Linked DNA regions of Homo sapiens: region 1 is linked to region 2. The links are chromatin loops, found by intact Hi-C in ENCODE. Cell type or tissue: PC-3. All regions are shown on one strand. Links, peaks and the distances in the headings refer to the core of each region. The heading gives the core; the rest is flanking DNA.

Region 1 (8,330 bases), core at 226-8,225, 130 kb after region 2:
AAGGTTTAAGAAAGACTCAAGGCCGGTGCGATGGCTCACACCTGTAACCCCAGCACTTTGGGAGACTGAGGCGGGCAGATCACCTGAGGTCAGGAGTTCGAGACCAGCCTAGCCAACATGGGGAAACCCCATCTTTACAAAAATACAAAAATTAGCTGGGCATGGTAGCACATGCCTGTAGTTCCAGCTACCTCAGGAGGCTGAGGCAGGAGAATCACTTGAACCCGAGAGGTGGAGGTTGCAATGAGCCAAGATCATGCCTCTGCACTCCAGCCTGGGCGACAGAGCAAGACTCTGTCTCAAAAAAAATAAATAAATAAAATAAATAAATAAAAAGAAAGGCTCAAAACCTCACAGCCCTGGCTGGTAGTGCAGGCAATAGACCTGGGCGAGGTGACCAGACCCTGGGACCTCAGCTCTCAGGGCAAACTGGAGCGCCTATGGCTCATCTAAAGGGACAGTAGCCCCACAGCTCCAGCAAGCACCACCATTGGCCTTGTGTTGGCAGAGTTTTAAATTTCACATGAGAGGCTGGGCCTTGGGGTTTCTATGCAAAATCACCCATTTTTAAAGGAAAATTAAAACATATACACGATGCAGGCCAAACTAAATATGACTGTGTGCATATTCTGCCCGAGGGCCACCTGTTTGCAATGTCTGTTATTGGGCCTGATTCTGCTGTGAAAGCAAAAACCATTTGCTCTTGGGGCCTGAAAAATAGACGCATGTTAGAGGCAGTAGAACTCGCAACGCCTTGGCAGGCAGGGGTGCGGTGCTGCGGGAGCCTTGGATGTGCGTGGGGGACGGGGGAAGGAGGTGTTAGCTTCCCATCTGGCAGTCAGGGACTGGGGACAAGCCGCTCTAGATGGGGCCTGTGAGGCCACTTGCTGCATCTCCAGAAACATAAAGAAGGCACCTTCTGGGAAACAGAACCAAAGAGAGAAGGGACAGTGTGGCTTTGGGCTTGTAAATGGGAGATGCAGGAAAGGCGAGGTGTGATTTCTGCTGGTCAGGAACCCCGCAAAACAGTGGTGGAGATGGGGTGGTTATAGCTGGAGCAAACCTTTCTTTTTGGCTTTTTCTTCTCTGAATCCCGAAAGCCACCCGAGGTTCAGGGATATTCTCACTGGGGAAGGCCCCTGGATTCTAGTTTTAGAGGCATCTCTGGCTTCCATCCTTCCAAACCGCAATGTATGAAAGCTATTGGGCGCCTGCTGAATGCGTGGCATTCTTCCTGGCATTCATTCATTTATTCACTTATTTATTCATTCAATAAGCGTATTATGATAAGCCAGGCACTGTTCTAGGTGCTGGGGATATAGTGGCGACCAAGACAGATTTACAGTCATGCATCACTTGACAACCGGGATACATTCTGAGAAATGCGTTGTTAGTCAGTTTCATTGCTGTTGAACATCATGGAGTGTTCTTACACAAACCTAGACAGTAGAGCCTGCTACACACCTGGACTGTTGCTCCTAGACCACAAACCTGAACATCATGCAACTGCACTGAACACCCTAGGCACTTGTAACTTGTGGTAAGGATTTGAGTATCTAAACATCCCTAAACATAGAAAAGGTACAATGAAAATATGATACTAGAGTCTTATACAATGGAACCACCATTGTATATCCATCCATCACTGAGCAAAATGTCATTATGTGGTACATGACTATACCTGCCCTCTTGGAGCCTCTATTCTACTGGAGACAGACCATAAGCAAACATATAGTTAAGAACACAAATTGGCATCACTTACTACTGATGGCCTCACCCCAGGAATGTATCTCAGTATATTCGTTTGCTAGGTCTGCCATGACCAAGTGCCACACCTGGGTAGCTTACACAACAAGGATTTGTTTTCTCATGATTCCGGAGACCAGCAGTCCAAAATCAAGATGTTGGTCGGCAGCGGCGGTTTCTTCTAAAGCCTCTCTCCTTGGCTTGTAGATGACCACCTTCACGTTCATTTCTTCTGTGTTTCTGGGCCCCAAGTTCCCCCTTTTTACAAAGACACCAACGATACTGGATTGAGGACCACACTAATGAGCTCATCTTAGCTTTTTTACCTCGTTAAAAGACCCTGTCTCCAAATAAGGTCACATCCTGAGTTCTGGAGGTTAGGACTTCACCCATATGGATTTGTGGCAACACAGTTCAGCTCTTAGCACCCCACAGAGAAAGCCAGCCTGTGTGATTGCAGCAGGCTCGCTGGGGCTCTCGGTGAAGGGGACAAGAAAGCAGCACCACATGTAGTGTCACTGGAATGTTCTTTCTGTTAAGTCCCATGAATGATGCAAAAGTCAGATGTGCCTGACGTGTGCATCCCTCCTGGAGCGAGACTTCAGATCCGAGTTCACATGTTTGCGGCAATCTGATTGTCATGCAGTCCACCAGGCAGGAGCCCAGGCCACAGGGCTCCTCCCTCAGCCTGGCGCCACGATGTAATCAGAGCCTTCTTTTCCTCCTCACTCTCGAGGAAGGCCAGCCGGGCCACCTTTTTGATCATCGTAACCTTGACGTGGAAGAATAATTTATCCATGCCCCCAGACAAGGAAATTGCAAAATATTATTTATGAAGGCAAGTCGGCACGTCATAATTCTGGCCCTGCATTTCTGGATGTGTCTGGCCAAGACGGGGAGATGCAGTTGATGTTTGATAATAAAATGGGACCTCGTGCCTGGGAGATGGAGCTGTGCGGGAATCAGAGAGGCAACGGTCTTGCAAGAGAGACTCCAGGGAAGGACTGTTCCAGAAACTGACCTGAATTGTTCTTCTGTGGACTCCCGGGTCAGAAGTGGTAGGACAAAAGTCTCCATGAAAAAGCAGGGAAGCCAGAATGGGTGGGATGTTGGACATCTGTTTGGGGAGGCCAGAGATGTGAGGACCTTCCTTTGGGGATGACAGCCTTGCTTTGGGGCACTTGGGCAGTTGTGTAGCACAGCGGTTGTGAGTCCTGGCTCTGTCACTGCTGCTGTGGTAGGTGCTATGGGGCAAGTCAGGCAATACTTCCAAATCTCAATTTGTTCATCTGTATGATGGGAATAAGAACATATCTACCTTAAGGATTGCCTCCAGGTTAACACGCGATAATACAGGTAAGACATAATTGTCAGTGGGCCTGACTTCAATTAAGTTGAGTGATTAAAGATGCAGCTCTGGAGCTGACAACCTGGCCTGGCATCCCAGCTCTGTTCCTTACTGGCTGTGTGACCTTGAGCAAGTCACTTCACCTCTCTGAGCCTCCATTTTCCTCATCTGTCAAATGGGTACAAAAAGGGTCTCTAGTTCATACAGTAGTCTTGAGGGTTGAATGAATGAATGGAAAAAAAGAGTTTAAAACAGTGCTTGTCTCATAGTAAACGTTCAGCAAATGTTGGCCATTAATATTACTTCCTGGGCCATGATTCTTAGTGCTCTTTCTTTGAAAAGCTTTACTTGGATTTACAAGCACCTTGTCCCATTGCTGATGCCATCAAACAACATGCTTAGTTTAAAAATCCAAACAGACTTGCACTCCCAATGAAAATTGCAAAATTTTGCAAAATTTTCATTGGGAAAATTCCTCTGAGCATTGGAAAGCTTCTCCCAGGGTGATGAGGTTTCTCCCATATGTTCCCAGGGAAACCACCCTAGCCTCTGTCCACTGCAGAGGGAATGGCAGACCCGGACAGCTCTGACTGCCCGATTCACTAAACCGCACACACCAACTCCTGAAAACGCCACCACACGCTCTCAGGCACCAGCCGGAAAGTTCAGCCTGGCAAGTGTTTTGCAACCTCTCAGCATTTTGTGGTTCTACCGAATTAGCGTTTGGTATTGAATTAGTATTCATTTTCTCTAATATGATATAAAAGTATAATCACATTAGTGACTTTTATAGCACATTAGATTGTACATTTGGAACACATCCCTGCCTGAAACAGCTTAAAAAATAAAAAAAAAAAATAAAAATAAAAACCAGCCAACAATAATAACAAGCAAACCCGCTCACAAGCCCTGGCTTTTCCAGCTGGACTGCAGCAACCTGGATAGAAAATTCTTGCTTTCTGCCTCCTGGTCCCTACAGAGAAAGAATTTTCATTCCACCGCCCTGATTTGTGAAGCATTGAGTTTAAGACTTTAATAGTCGTTCCAAATGAATGTTTCTTTAATCCCGGGGCAGAAACGTAGGCTGTGATTGAGATGTAATTAATAGCACTAATTACTCTTCCCTTGCTCTGTATCCTTTCCCTCCTGCCCTCATCCCTGCTTCCCAAGAAACCTGATGGAAGCACCAGGAATGTTCCCCTTTTGCTCTAAGATGTTCCCCTTTTCTTCCTGCCCTCATCCCTGTTCCCCAGGAAACCAGTTAGCAGGCTCAGAGACTATCCCCATTCTAAACTCCTTATTTCGGAATATTTTCTCTGTCTCCCAGTGGTTCCTCCAGGGCTTTCCAGAATGTTTGATTTTCTAGAACCTGTTTTTCAGCCATCCTGGTGACTCAGCCAGTCATGAAGGTGATGCTCTAAAGAAGCAGCAGTCCATCACCTGACCCCTAGCGTCTTTCTCTGCAGTGACAGCCTCACTGATGCACTGGTCCAAACATGGGAAAGACTCCTGAAGGTCCCTGCCACCAGATGCCCAAAGCTGAGGAACCCCATTCAGCAGCCTGGTGAGCCCAAAGCACAACCTTAGCAAACCATTTTCCACTACAAAAAGTAAACAAAGCCGAGTGCGGTGGCTCACGCCTGTAATCCCAGCACTTTGGGAGGCTGAGGCAGGTGGATCACTTGAGATCAGGAGTTCCAGACCAGCCTGACCAAAATGGTGAGACCCCATCTCTACTAAAAATACAAAATTAGCCAGGAGTGGTGGCGCATGCCTGTAATCCCTGTAATCCCAGCTACTTGGGAAGCTGAGGCAGGAGAATTGCTTGAATCCAGGAGACGGAGACTGCAGTGAGCCAAGATTGTGCCACTGCACTCCAGCCTGGGCAATAAGAGCAAAACTTCTCTCAAAAAAAAAAAAAAAAAAAAAAAACAGAAACAGAAACAAAAAACAGGAGTAAAACACTTTGTACATATTATGAAAGAAAATAAGCTGATCAAGGGGGCTACACTGATTTTTTTGCACACTGCTTCATTCCCAAATAGTCAGAGATGGGTAGAATCGCCCAGTATCAGAACAGACTTTGAGGGAGGCTGCATTTTGCATGCTAACCCTGAGAATTCACTGGCAGCTTCCTGGAGCTCTGCGTTGACAAGGATTCTTAGACTGCATTCTAGATCAGCAAAAGAGAGCCTCATTCAATCTATAAACATTTTGGAGCACTTACTATGTGCCAGGCACTAGTTGGGAGAGGCTGGTAATAGATACTAAAAGACCAGCTCATGCAAAACTCAAGCACAGGATAGAGTTGGCATCTTATTCTGAATGCATTGAGAAGCTATGGGAGGATTTTCCTTGGGGAAGTGCTAGGATCTGGTTTATGTTTCAAAGATTACAGCTTTAAAAAAAAAATCACTCTAGGTTGTGTATAGAGAATCAATGGAAAGGAGGAAGGAAGAGATGCCAAAAGGCCAGGTTCAAGGTTATTGCAGGTGAGGATGGGTGATGGATAAGAATTTATTTGATTTGGGCTTTACATGAAAAGTCCAGTTGACCAAATTCATCGATGGTTTGGATTGCAGCATAGGAGTTGGTGATCCATTAGTAATGTCTACCATGGACACGGGAGGTGGCAGTGAGCATGCACATGCTACATATTTGTTATCTCTGCCTCATAAGTCATTCTTAGGTTGATGAGAGGGAGTGGGGAAGATGAAGAATCACTTAGGGATAGTAGTGTATAGCTTTAGCAACAGCTACAGATATTCCAGGAGATGTATTTGAAGAGGAATGTTCACTGGCCATTCCTGCAGACATTAAGCAAAGACATGGATTAGCACAACATCCATGAGACCACATGAATGCCATGTTGTCTCCACCTGAAATTGTTTAGGAATCAGTAAAGCAACTGGGACCCTCAGAAGATGTAAAAATTAAACCAAATCCCTGGAGAGATGTGCAAAGGACCAATGTGATTCCACAGAGACGCAATCAGGAAGGTTCAAAGAAAAGAGGCAAGGCAGGAGGCCAACGATGGAACGGATAATAGAAAAACAGTTTTCAATTATGTCAGGTGAAAACGGAGGATCAGGGATAGTCCCCTTCCCCCTCTCTTCCTCACCTCACAAACAGGAAGGACCTGGTAAGGATGGGTGGGGTGTGGAGAGCAAATAGCAAATGACCTACTGGAAGCACCTTTGATTTTTTGTTGTTGTTTTCTGTCAATCCCCATCTTTTAAGAAGAATGAGCTCAAGTGCGGTGGCTCATGCCTATAATCCCAGCACTTTGGGAGGCCAAAGTGGGAGGATCTCTTGAAGCCAGGAGTTTGAGGTCAGCCTGGGCAACAAAGTGAGACCCAGTCTCTACCAAAAAAAAAAAAGAATTAATTTTTATTAAAAAAAAAAAAAAAAGCTCAGCCATGATCAGACACTTGGAGAAAGTATGCCATTGTGTGAGTGGGCAGTGCAAAGATAGCCTGGGCTGGGGAAGGGAATGGGACTCTGGGGAGGAACAGCTGTTTTGAAAGCCCGGAGCATCTGCATGAAGATGGGTGACAGCAGCCTGGGGACCCTGCATGTTTTACACGATTTAAAACAAAACAAAAAAATCCTTTAGGAGAAGGGAAATGTTGTGAGATTATTATATTGAATAGGGCTATAAATGTAATTAAAACTTTCTACTTAAAGAAAAAAAAAGATACGAGGGCAGTCTGTGATTTTTGGCCCGGTCAGCCCAGCTTCCCTTCCTGGGAAGGGTCTAGAAAAAAGCTGTCAAATCATGAGCCAGTCTCTGCCCATGTACTCTTGGATGTAACAGCAGCAGTGTGGCCTTGGGAACAACACTCAGCCACAGAAAAACTTATTTCCTTCATGGACAGACAGGCTGGTCGTGAACACAGAGGGGCGCAGGAAATGGGAGCAAGGTGCTGTCCCTCAGGCCTGGGAAGGGGCTGTGTGGACCCCCATTTCTCAAGCCCAGCTGGTGTTCCGATCCCTCATCCCACTCAGACAGGTGTTGATAGTACCCACCTGAGAGCCCAACCCAGCTTCTCCTGCCAGGATTTTGTTGTTGTTGTTGTTGTTGCTGGAAACAGGGTCTTGCTCTGTTACCCAGGCTGGAATGCGGTGGCGCGATCGTAGCTCGCTGCAACCCCAGCCACCTGGGCTCAAGTCATCCCGCCTACCTCAACCTTCAAAGGTAGCTGAGATTACAGGTGTGCGCCACCATGCCCAGCTGTTTTTTTTTTTTTTCCTAGAGAGAGGGGTCTCACTACATTACCCAGACTGGTCTTGACCTCCTGACCCCAAGCAATGCTCCTGCCTTGGCCTCCCAAAGTGCTGGAATTACAGGCATGAGCTACTGAGCCCAGCCACCTGCAAGGATTTTAGAAATACTTCCCAAGGGTTCTGAAGCTGGACCAGTTTGAGAACATTTTTGGGTAGCTCATTTAAAAATATTAATTTTTTAAGGATGCATTATTTCATAAGCAACTGATCTGTAATTTTTAAAAATCAAGACATTAAAAATGATTTCAGAATAAACAATGAGTCTCCTGAACTTCCAGCCCCCTTCCGGCTATTCACATACTTCTTATTTGTTTTCTCAGGACATTTTGACCCATAGGCAAGCATGCAAGTGCAGCCCTATTTAAAAACAGAAAAGGAGGCCAGGCGCAGTGGGTCACGCCTGTAATCCCAGCACTTTGGGAGGCCAAGGCGGGTGGATCACCTGAGGTCAGGAGTTTGAGACCAGCCTGGCCAACATGGTGAAACCCCATCTCTACTAAAAATACAAAAATTAGCCAGGGAGGGTGATGCACACCTGTAATCTCAGCTTCTCTGGAGGCTGAGGCAGGAGAATCGCTTGAACCCGGGAGGCAGAGGTTTCAGTGAGCCGAGATTGTACCACTGCACTCCAGCCTGGGCGACAAAGTGAGACTATCTTAAAAACAAAACAAAACAACAACTACAAAAAAAGCAAAAGGAGTTAGGGGATGATTCCTTCTTTCCTTCAATATTCATTGAGCTCCTGCTGGGTGCTGGGCGCTGGGAATACAGCAATGAACAGAAGAATGTCTCCTGGGACAGGCAGCATAGGACGGGGCTAGGGGGACATTTGCTAAGCATGTCAACAAGTTGTGATAGAAGAATTACAAATTGTGATTCTGCAAAGAAACAGCATGCCATGGTTTGGAGGGCTATTAAATGGACCCCCTAAGGCTGAGGAATCAGACCA
Region 2 (8,330 bases), core at 300-8,299:
GGTTTTTTGTTTGTTTGTTTGTTTGTTTGTTTGTTTTTGAGATGGAGTTTTGCTTTTTTTTTGCCCAGGCTGGAGTGCAATGGCATGATCTCGGCTCACTCCAACTCCCCATCCCAGATTCAAGTGATTCTCCTGCCTCAGCCTCCCGAGTAGCTGGGATTACAGGCACGTGCCACCACACCTGGCTAATTTTGTATTTTTAGTAGAGACAGGGTTTCACCACGTTGGCCAGGCTGTTCTCAAACTCCTGACCTCAGGTGATCTGCCCACCTCAGCCTCCTAAAGTGCCAGGATTACAGACGTGAGCCACCGCGCCCAGCCTGAATTAATGTTTTATTGAGACTTGTGAATGTGTCCTGAAACAATATATAGCAGAGTATTGCCTGTTTTAAAAGTTCATATACATAATATTCTATTATTTGTGTTTTTCAGTCCCTCGTTTTTTTCACTCAGCGTGACTGTGTGAGAATCATCCATGTTGACTTATGTAGCTCTGATTCATTTATTTTTCCCACTTATAGAATTCTATTGTGTAAATACTGTACAATTTATTTATCCAGTCTACTGCTGATGGGCATTTGGTGACTACCTTTTTCCTTTTGTTTTTGGTGACAGGATCTTGCTCTGTCGTCCAGGCACAAGTGCAGTGGCATGATCACGGCTCAAGGCAGCCTCAACCTTCCAGGCTCAAGTGACCCTCCCTCCTCAGCCACCCAAGTAGCTGGGACTAGAGATGCACACTACCATGCCTAGCTAATTTTTGTATATATATATTTGGTAGAGATGGGGTTTTGTCATGTTGCCAGGCTGGTCTTGAACTCCTGGGCTCATGTGATCCACCTGCCTCAACCTTCCAGAGTGCTGGCATTACAGGCATGAGCCACCACATCTAGCCCCTCTTTTTAATAACTGTTGTGAACAATCTTTTATAAACAATCTTATATAAAGATACAAATCATTTGCGTCCTGTCCTGGTACAAGAGTCTCTGCTGGGAATATTCCTAGGAGTAGATCGCTGGAACATACAGCATGCATGTTATCTGCTTCACTGGATGTAGCTGGATTGTGTTCTAAGGTGGTTGTACTAGTTAGACCCACCTCCTGCCCCTAGAGTGTATGAGGGCTCCAGTTGTTCCACATCCTTGCCAACACTTGTTCTTACCAGGCATTAACATTTTGGCCAATCTGGTGAGTGGGATACCTCATTTTGGTTTTATTTTGAAGCTTTCCTAATTATCAGAGAGGCTGAGCAGCTTTTCCTGTACTTATTGGCCATCTGAGTTTCCTCCTCTGTGAAATGCCCATTCATGGCTGTCACATGCAGTTCTAGAAAGGGATGTTTTGGCTGAGCATGATGGGTCATGCCTGTAATTTCAGCACTTTGGGAGGCCGAGGCGGGAAGATCTCCAGAGCCCAGGAGTTGGAGGCCAGCCTGGGCAACATAGTGAGACTCTCTCTACCAAAAAAAAATTAGCTGGGTGTGGTGGCAAGCACTTGTAGTTCCAGCTGCTTGAGAGGCTGAGGTGGGAGGATGGCTTGAGTCTTGGAGGTCGAGGTTGCAGTGACCTATGATCGTGCCACTGCATTCCAGCTTGGGTGACAGAGGGACACCCTGTCTCAAAAAAAAAAAAAAAAAAAAAAGGAATCTTTTTCCAGCGCCAGTGGGGCTATGTACATCTTTATTTCTTTGTCATCGTGAGCTTGGCAAAGAAGCTGACATTCAAGACCTTCACGCAAAGGAGGAAGCAGGGAGAGGGTTAAGGAGAAGCTGGGCAAAGATCTGGGATTCTCCTCTACTTATCTCAGTGATGCCCCTTGAAGTAAGATTGGACGGCGGCTCTCACGACCCCTTAGCACTCGGGAGGACTCATCTTTCCAAAGTGATGAATCTTCATGCTGACAAAGTTGAGTCATGCAGAGAGCGTCACTCCCCTTTCACAGATGTAAAATAAGAAAAACGAGGCCTGGGAGGTGCTAGACGGCAGTGGCTTGTCCGAGGACACATGGTATCATGACTCTGGCTAGCTGTGCGTAAGACCTGCTGGGACTGCAGAACACAAAGTGGCGCAGGCCACCAGGAAGACTGGCAGGAGCACCAGGGAACCTCATTCCTGGGCCAGAGTGGGTCCCCTCAAGGCAGTTGGATGGCCTAAGGGTGGACTCAATGGGAACCCACAGCTAATTGCAAGGAGCCCATAGTCTTAGGTCAGGGGGCTACAGCAGCTGAAAGCACAAAGTCCCATGGTGCCCAGGCTGTGTGACCTCAGGGGTTCATCCAGGTTGGCAAAGCCACAGGATTGGCTCAGGAAGGGGTGCTGGGTCCAGCTTCCAGGGGGATGGCTATAGATCCATCTGCTGCAGTTACAAGTAGGACCCACAGCATAGAGACTCAGTGCGTGAGATGTTGGTTTCTTAGCCACGGACCAGTCCTCAGCAGGTGTTTCTGGGTGCCAGAGGCTTCCCCCAACCTGCCATTCAGAAACCCTGCCTCCTCCCTACCCTTAGGTCTTGCAGCCTTCTCCTGGGACCAGTGGGCTAGCCCAAAAATGTTCTTTCCATGGCAAAGGCCATGGCCCAAAAAACAAATGAAGCACACAACATTTCTTGAGACGTGGGCTCAGAACCAGCAGACCAACACTTCTGCCTCGTTCTGTGTGCCAAAGCAGCTCACATTGCCAAGTTCAAGATCAAGAGGCAGGAAAATCACCCTCACCCACAGTGGGAAGGTCATTCGAAGTCATCTGGCATTGGGCACACAGAGAGGGAAGGGGAAGAACTGGTGCCAGTGACACCATCTACCACAGGCAGGTATTATTATTCTCATTTTCTTTCTTTTTTTTTTTTCCTTGAACAAGGTCTCACTCTGTCACCCAGGCTGGAGTGCAGTGGCACAATCTCGGCTCACTGCAACCTCCATCTCCCAAGTTCAAGCGATTCTCCTGCTTCAGCCTCCTGAGTAGCTGGGATTACAAGCGCCCACCATCATGCCCGGCTAATTTTTTATATTTTTGGTAGAGATGGGGTTTCGCCATGTTGGTCAGGCTGGTCTCCAACTCCTGACCTCAAGTGATCCACCCACCTTGGCCTCCCAAAGTGCTGGGATTACAGACATGAGCCACCGCGTCCAAATTAAGCTGATGTCCAGAGAGGTTAAGCAACCGGACTTAGACGCAGCCAGGTAGTCGCAGAATCAGGATTCAAAGCCAGTAGCTCCTGCACCACCCCCTGCCACATTGAAAGTTGACCCCTCTATTGCTGGCATCATCGGGCAGTCATTTTCCATTGACTTTTAACTAAAGTGTGGGGTGCACACTTTCCCTTGCAGAATCTCTCTTTTCTAATAGCTTCTTGTCTGGGCCGCCATCTGTCCCTCTGCCCCATGGCGTTGCTTCAGCAGTGGGGCGAGGCCCCACCAGCCAGGTTTCCCCCAACCTTCACACTACTTAGCAACATCTAGCAGATGCAAGTTTTCTGACACGGGCTCCCAGGATTAGCAGATGCTCTTTCATGAGCATCATTTCCATCATGTTTATTACTTCCCTGAGATTATCTTAATTCCATAGTCCCCAGGAGACACATGATGCTTATGTGGCCATGTGGCCCCTGGAGATTGGAAGGAAGTGTAGGCCTGCTGGGGCTTCTTGTGGTGGAGGACTTGCCCTCTAAAACAGACTTCAGCTCCTAGAGAAGCTTCTAGACCTGGGGGAGGCTGGGAGGTCCAAGCAGTTATGACAGCTCGGTGGGAGTAGGAAAAGGGAGAAATCCAGAGGGCTCTGGAGTTAGCCTGTCTGGATTTTAATTCACTGTCTAGCTCCATGACCCTGGACAAGTTACTTCCCCTCTGTGCCTTCAGTGTCCTCATCTGTAAAATGGGGATAATAATAAAAGTGCTGGCTGGGTGTGGTAGCTCCTACGTGTAATCCTAGCACTTTGAGAGGCCCAGGTGGGAGGATCGCTTGAGCCAGGGAGTTTGAGACCAGCCTGGGCAACATAGTGAGACTCCATCTCTTAAAAAAAAAAAAATTAGCTGGATATGGTGGCACACATACCTATAGTCTTGGCTGCTCAGGAGGCTGAGACGGGAGGATCGCTTGAGCCCAGGAGTTCGAGGCTGCAGTGAGCTGTGATTGTACCAGTGCACTCTAGCCTAGGCAACAGAGTGAGACCTGTCTCAAAAATAGTAATAAAAGTGCCTACCTGTGGGGTCGTTATGAAGTTATATGAATTAATTCTTGGTGCTTAGATCAGTGCCTAGCACATAGTGATTAATTATAATTGATTTGAATGATGTAAGTATTATATTGGGCTCCTAAGGGTCAGCTCCACCCAGGCCTCCAAGTATCACTCATTTCCCCCAAACATCGATGCTGATCATGCAGCCTGCATTCAGGGGGCACCTGTGGTTGCCAGGCTCTTCGCATGCATTGTCTTATTGTCACAACACTAGGAGGTCCCCATTAACCAGACTGGGAAACTGAGGTTCATAAAGGTGGAGTGATGGCCAGGTGGAGTGGCTCATGCCTGAATCCAGCACTTTGAAAGGCTCAGCGGGGAGGATGGCTTGAGGCCAGGAGTTGGAGAGAGGTAAAGCAACTTGCCCAAGGTCACAACTACAAAGTGGCAGAGGTAGGATTCAAATCAGAGTTCAAACCTGGTTGCTGTGATTCCAGACCTGCTTCTTGCAGTCCCTAAGCATTCTTGTGTTTGGTTTGGGAGGAAGGAGGAGGGAAACAGACTTCGCTTCCACGATGTTGATGGTTTCTTCCAACCACCCTTTTGGGGGTTTTGACCCACTTTACAGCTGAAGAAACAGGTTCAGGCAGGTGGAGTGACTCACCCAGGGTCACACACCAAGGAAGAGGCACAGCTGGGGTTTGCATCCTCATTTGGGCTTGGGTCTGACTTCAGACTCGTCCTAGGCTCTGTCCTGAGATACATAGCAATTGCTTTGCGTTCTGGTGTTATCTCCTTCCTCTGAATATCTGTTTGAGAACTTTACACCCATTTTACAGCTCGGTGGATGGGGCCTGGGAGAAGCCAGCGAGTGACAGAGCAGCGACTCAAACCCCTGCCTCTGGATCTGATCCTCTTTTTTGTCTTGGGCAAGGAAATTGCTGCTTGGGGAAAGGAAAAGATAGGAGGAGAGAAGGAAGCTTTAAGTGGGTAGGGGTGCCCCCAAGTCTAGCTTTGGGCTCCCTCAGTTATCACCAGTCAGGTTGGGGGCTGCCCAGAGCCCTCATTCAGGTCCCAAGGGCGCCCAGGCTTGGCGTATACACCGAGTGTCCACCAGGTGGGGCTTTTGCCAAAGGCCAGGCTCCGGGAAGCCCCAGGAGAGGCCAGGCTGCCCCACCCAGGGAAGGGAAGGTACAACTGGACATACCCTCCTGCCTGTATCTTGGCAGGATACTCACTCGTGTGCACACGCAAGCTGTGCAAACGTGTGTGTGAGCACACAGCCATGTCTCAGAAAACCTGTTTCTGGCTCGTGTGCAAATGTGCATGAAAAGATGTGCATGGGACATGCAGGTGTGTGTGCATGTGTGTGTTCATTTATGTGCAAACATGAATACATGTGAGCAGTGCAGAATAGGTGAGTGCAGGTGTGAGCAAGTGTAGACAGGAGCATGTGCAGATGTCTATCTGTGCATCTGTGTGTGCACATATGTGCAAATATGTACATATGTGAGTGTGTGCAGAAAAGGGTGTGGGCACATGGGTGGCAGATTAGACCCTGACCTTGGGTGCTGAGGTTCATTTTAGAGTCTCTTTCTTAGGCTCCAAAAATGGAGGCAAGGGGATGGAACCAATGACCTCTTGAGGTCCCCAATGCCTGGTACATTTGCCAGAGACCCTGATGGATGCCAAGGACTTGGAGCAAGAAGAGTCATGGCACAAGGGGCTGGATGTGCTTCCCGGGTCAGGGAGTGTGGCAGCGGGGCTGGTTGTGCTTCGTGGGTCAAGGAGTGTGGCAAGAGGGGCTGGATGTGTTTCCTGGGTCAGGCAGCGTGGCAAGAGGGGCTGGATGTGCTTCCTGGGTTAGGGAGTGACTGAATGGGGGGATTTTGCTCCCCCAGATGCTGAATTCTTTAGTACTCAGAGGTTTCTGCAGTGTGAGGGATGGAGACTCACCCTTCAGAGAAGAGCTTTGAACCTTCCTCCTGGATGCTCAGAGCTCTGGGGAATGTGGCCCGAATCTGTGGCCGCAAGAGGGGATTGGCTCTGACTTCCAGGCCTGACTCAGCCCCTCACCAGCTGTGCAGTAAATGTAAGGTCCCACGAAGGAGTTAGAGGTAGTCGAGAAAGGGAAGGGGTGGCATTAAAAGTCAAGAACTGGAGCCTTGGCATCAAAGAGAACAGGCTTTGACCCCTGCCTTTGTTGCTCACAGGCTGGGTGACCTCGGACAAGTCACTCACCCTCTCTGATCCCCCATTTCCTCAGCTATTAAAGGGAGGAAACAGCCACGCTTACCTCCAAATGCTGTCAGGGAAGGAAATTAGATGACGGGGAGAGCGAGCCCAGCCCCATGAGGCCAAGTGGATCAGTTTTTGGTTTGCGGAAGCCAAGAGCTGAGAATCCAGAAGTTCCAAGGGGATTGAGGGAGTGGAAAGGCAGGGACTGGCTGCCAGGGCAGCAGACATGTTCCTTCTCCCCTCCCACTTGTGCCCCCCCCAACACCTGCCCCCGTTGGCTCCAATTTGTCTGAATGGCATCTTTATCCCTGCTTCTCTCCTGCCCTGAGCACTGGCAGCAGAAGCTTAAACAGGGCAGGAAGGGAGGGTGGGAGGAGGAGAAGAGCAGGCTTTTGTAGCAGGGCTGCCAAAGGGTGCACGTTTTCCTGACCAGCTTCTAAATTGTGCTCAGCCATCGTCCTGCTGAGTGAACTCAGGTGGGCTATTCCACCTCTCTGAGCCTCAGTTTACTTATCTGTAAAATGGACACAGGCATGCTCAATGTGAGATTTGGGGAGAATGCTGGGGATGGCCTCAGTGCATAGTAGGCACCATTATGACAACAATGATGACGATGACAATGATGATGATCGTGGAGAGGGACAGAGAAAATGTAAGCATCCACATATCCCTGGCTTACCAAAGGAATAAAAGAATTCTTTCTTTCTTTTTTTGCTTGGCTCCAGGCCCATGTTTTGCTGATGAGACTAAATGTGAGAACCTCCGATTTGAAGAAGAGGGAGGAGAAATGTGAGCCCAAGGAGGAAGAAGAACAAAGGAAGAGGGAGAAGAGGAGAAGGAGCTGGAGAATTGGAGAGTGAGCGATGAGAGAGAGAAGACGAATGAGCTGTTTGTAGGGAGAGAAATTAAAAATAGAGCCTGGAGAGGCTGCTTTAATGACGGGGACTTAGGGGAGAGAAAGAAGCAAAGAGGATCTGAAGGCGGTAAGCCCTCCATGCCTTGCCCTTAAGAAAACCTGTAGCAATAGTCTGCAGTCTTCATTGAGGCTTTGGGGGCCCCGATTGTGGAGTTTTGTTTGGGTGGGTGAAGGGGTGTGCTGGAGGGCTCAGTTCTTCGCAGAGTACAGACAAGGCTGATGTTGCCTTTGGGAGCCCACAGTTCTGGATGCTGATGGAGGAATGGGCCACTGCCCAAGCCAGAAGAATGGGATCTGGGTGAGATGGAGGGTCAAATGGGTGCCCGGAATTCCACAGTGATTGTTTCTGAGGACTTCAGTCACTGTCTCACTTACGCACTGGGCTGCTAAAATAGGAAGGCAGACCTGGAAGGCAGGTGCTTGCCCTGGGGCCAGCTTCTCAGAGGCTCGCACGTTGTGTGCCCAAGGAAGAGCTGTACAGAGCAGGGGCCTCTAGAACATTTGACCTTTGGTGAGCAAGTGTCTCTAAACCTCCTGGAAGCTGCCAGCTGTCAAGTGGCATTTCATTCCGGGGGTACTCAAAGAAAATTCAGTCCTTGTTCTGGCCACAATCCAGTTCGGGAAAGAATCCTGGGCTATTACATGACCAGAGCTATTAGGATGCTTTAAAACAGACAGACAGACAGGCAGACAAACATAGTATAGTGAAGTCAGATTAATCACAATATGATCCTTCCATTCCAATGTTCTGTGCTGTTGGAAAAAAGGAACTAGTTGAATTTCTTCAAATTCATGGTGTGCCGACATCTCCACCTGGGGTTGATCTTGGTGTATGGTGTGAGGTAGAGATCTAATTGTATTTTTCCCATATGGGTAGCCAGCTGGTCCAGCATCATACTGAAAATGAAATCTATCCTTTCCCCACTAGTTTATTATGCCAGCTCTGCCATCTACTCATGTATTGGTTCTAAATTTGTATGAGTCTGTTTCTGGGCTTTTGATT

The links. A loop is a pair of places that touch in the nucleus more often than their neighbours do. Peaks named below come from ENCODE experiments on the same cell type or tissue, not always from the same donor. Only the 100,000 strongest peaks of a DNase experiment are listed, where the experiment ranks them.
Region 1: a loop joins it to region 2, with 13 times the contacts of the local background. A loop is called at or near these places in 4 of 110 quality-filtered maps.

What each region holds. Positions count from the first base shown.
Region 1 is chr12:111,151,984-111,160,313 of GRCh38, forward strand. All of the region lies in intron 1 of CUX2 (cut like homeobox 2), which reads left to right. Among named protein-coding and RNA genes, the nearest start is that of CUX2, 120 kb to the left of the region's middle. In PC-3, for the core only: a CTCF peak has its summit at 4,543; a DNase peak (open chromatin) is centred at 4,508; H3K27me3 peaks cover 5,114 bases.
Region 2 is chr12:111,019,076-111,027,405 of GRCh38, forward strand. LOC105369981 (a long non-coding RNA gene) reads right to left here and starts at 6,623. Exons shown (of 3, transcript XR_945338.2): 1 at 6,470-6,623. In PC-3, for the core only: CTCF peaks have their summits at 5,278 (motif pointing right) and 5,487; a DNase peak (open chromatin) is centred at 5,316; H3K27me3 peaks cover 2,727 bases.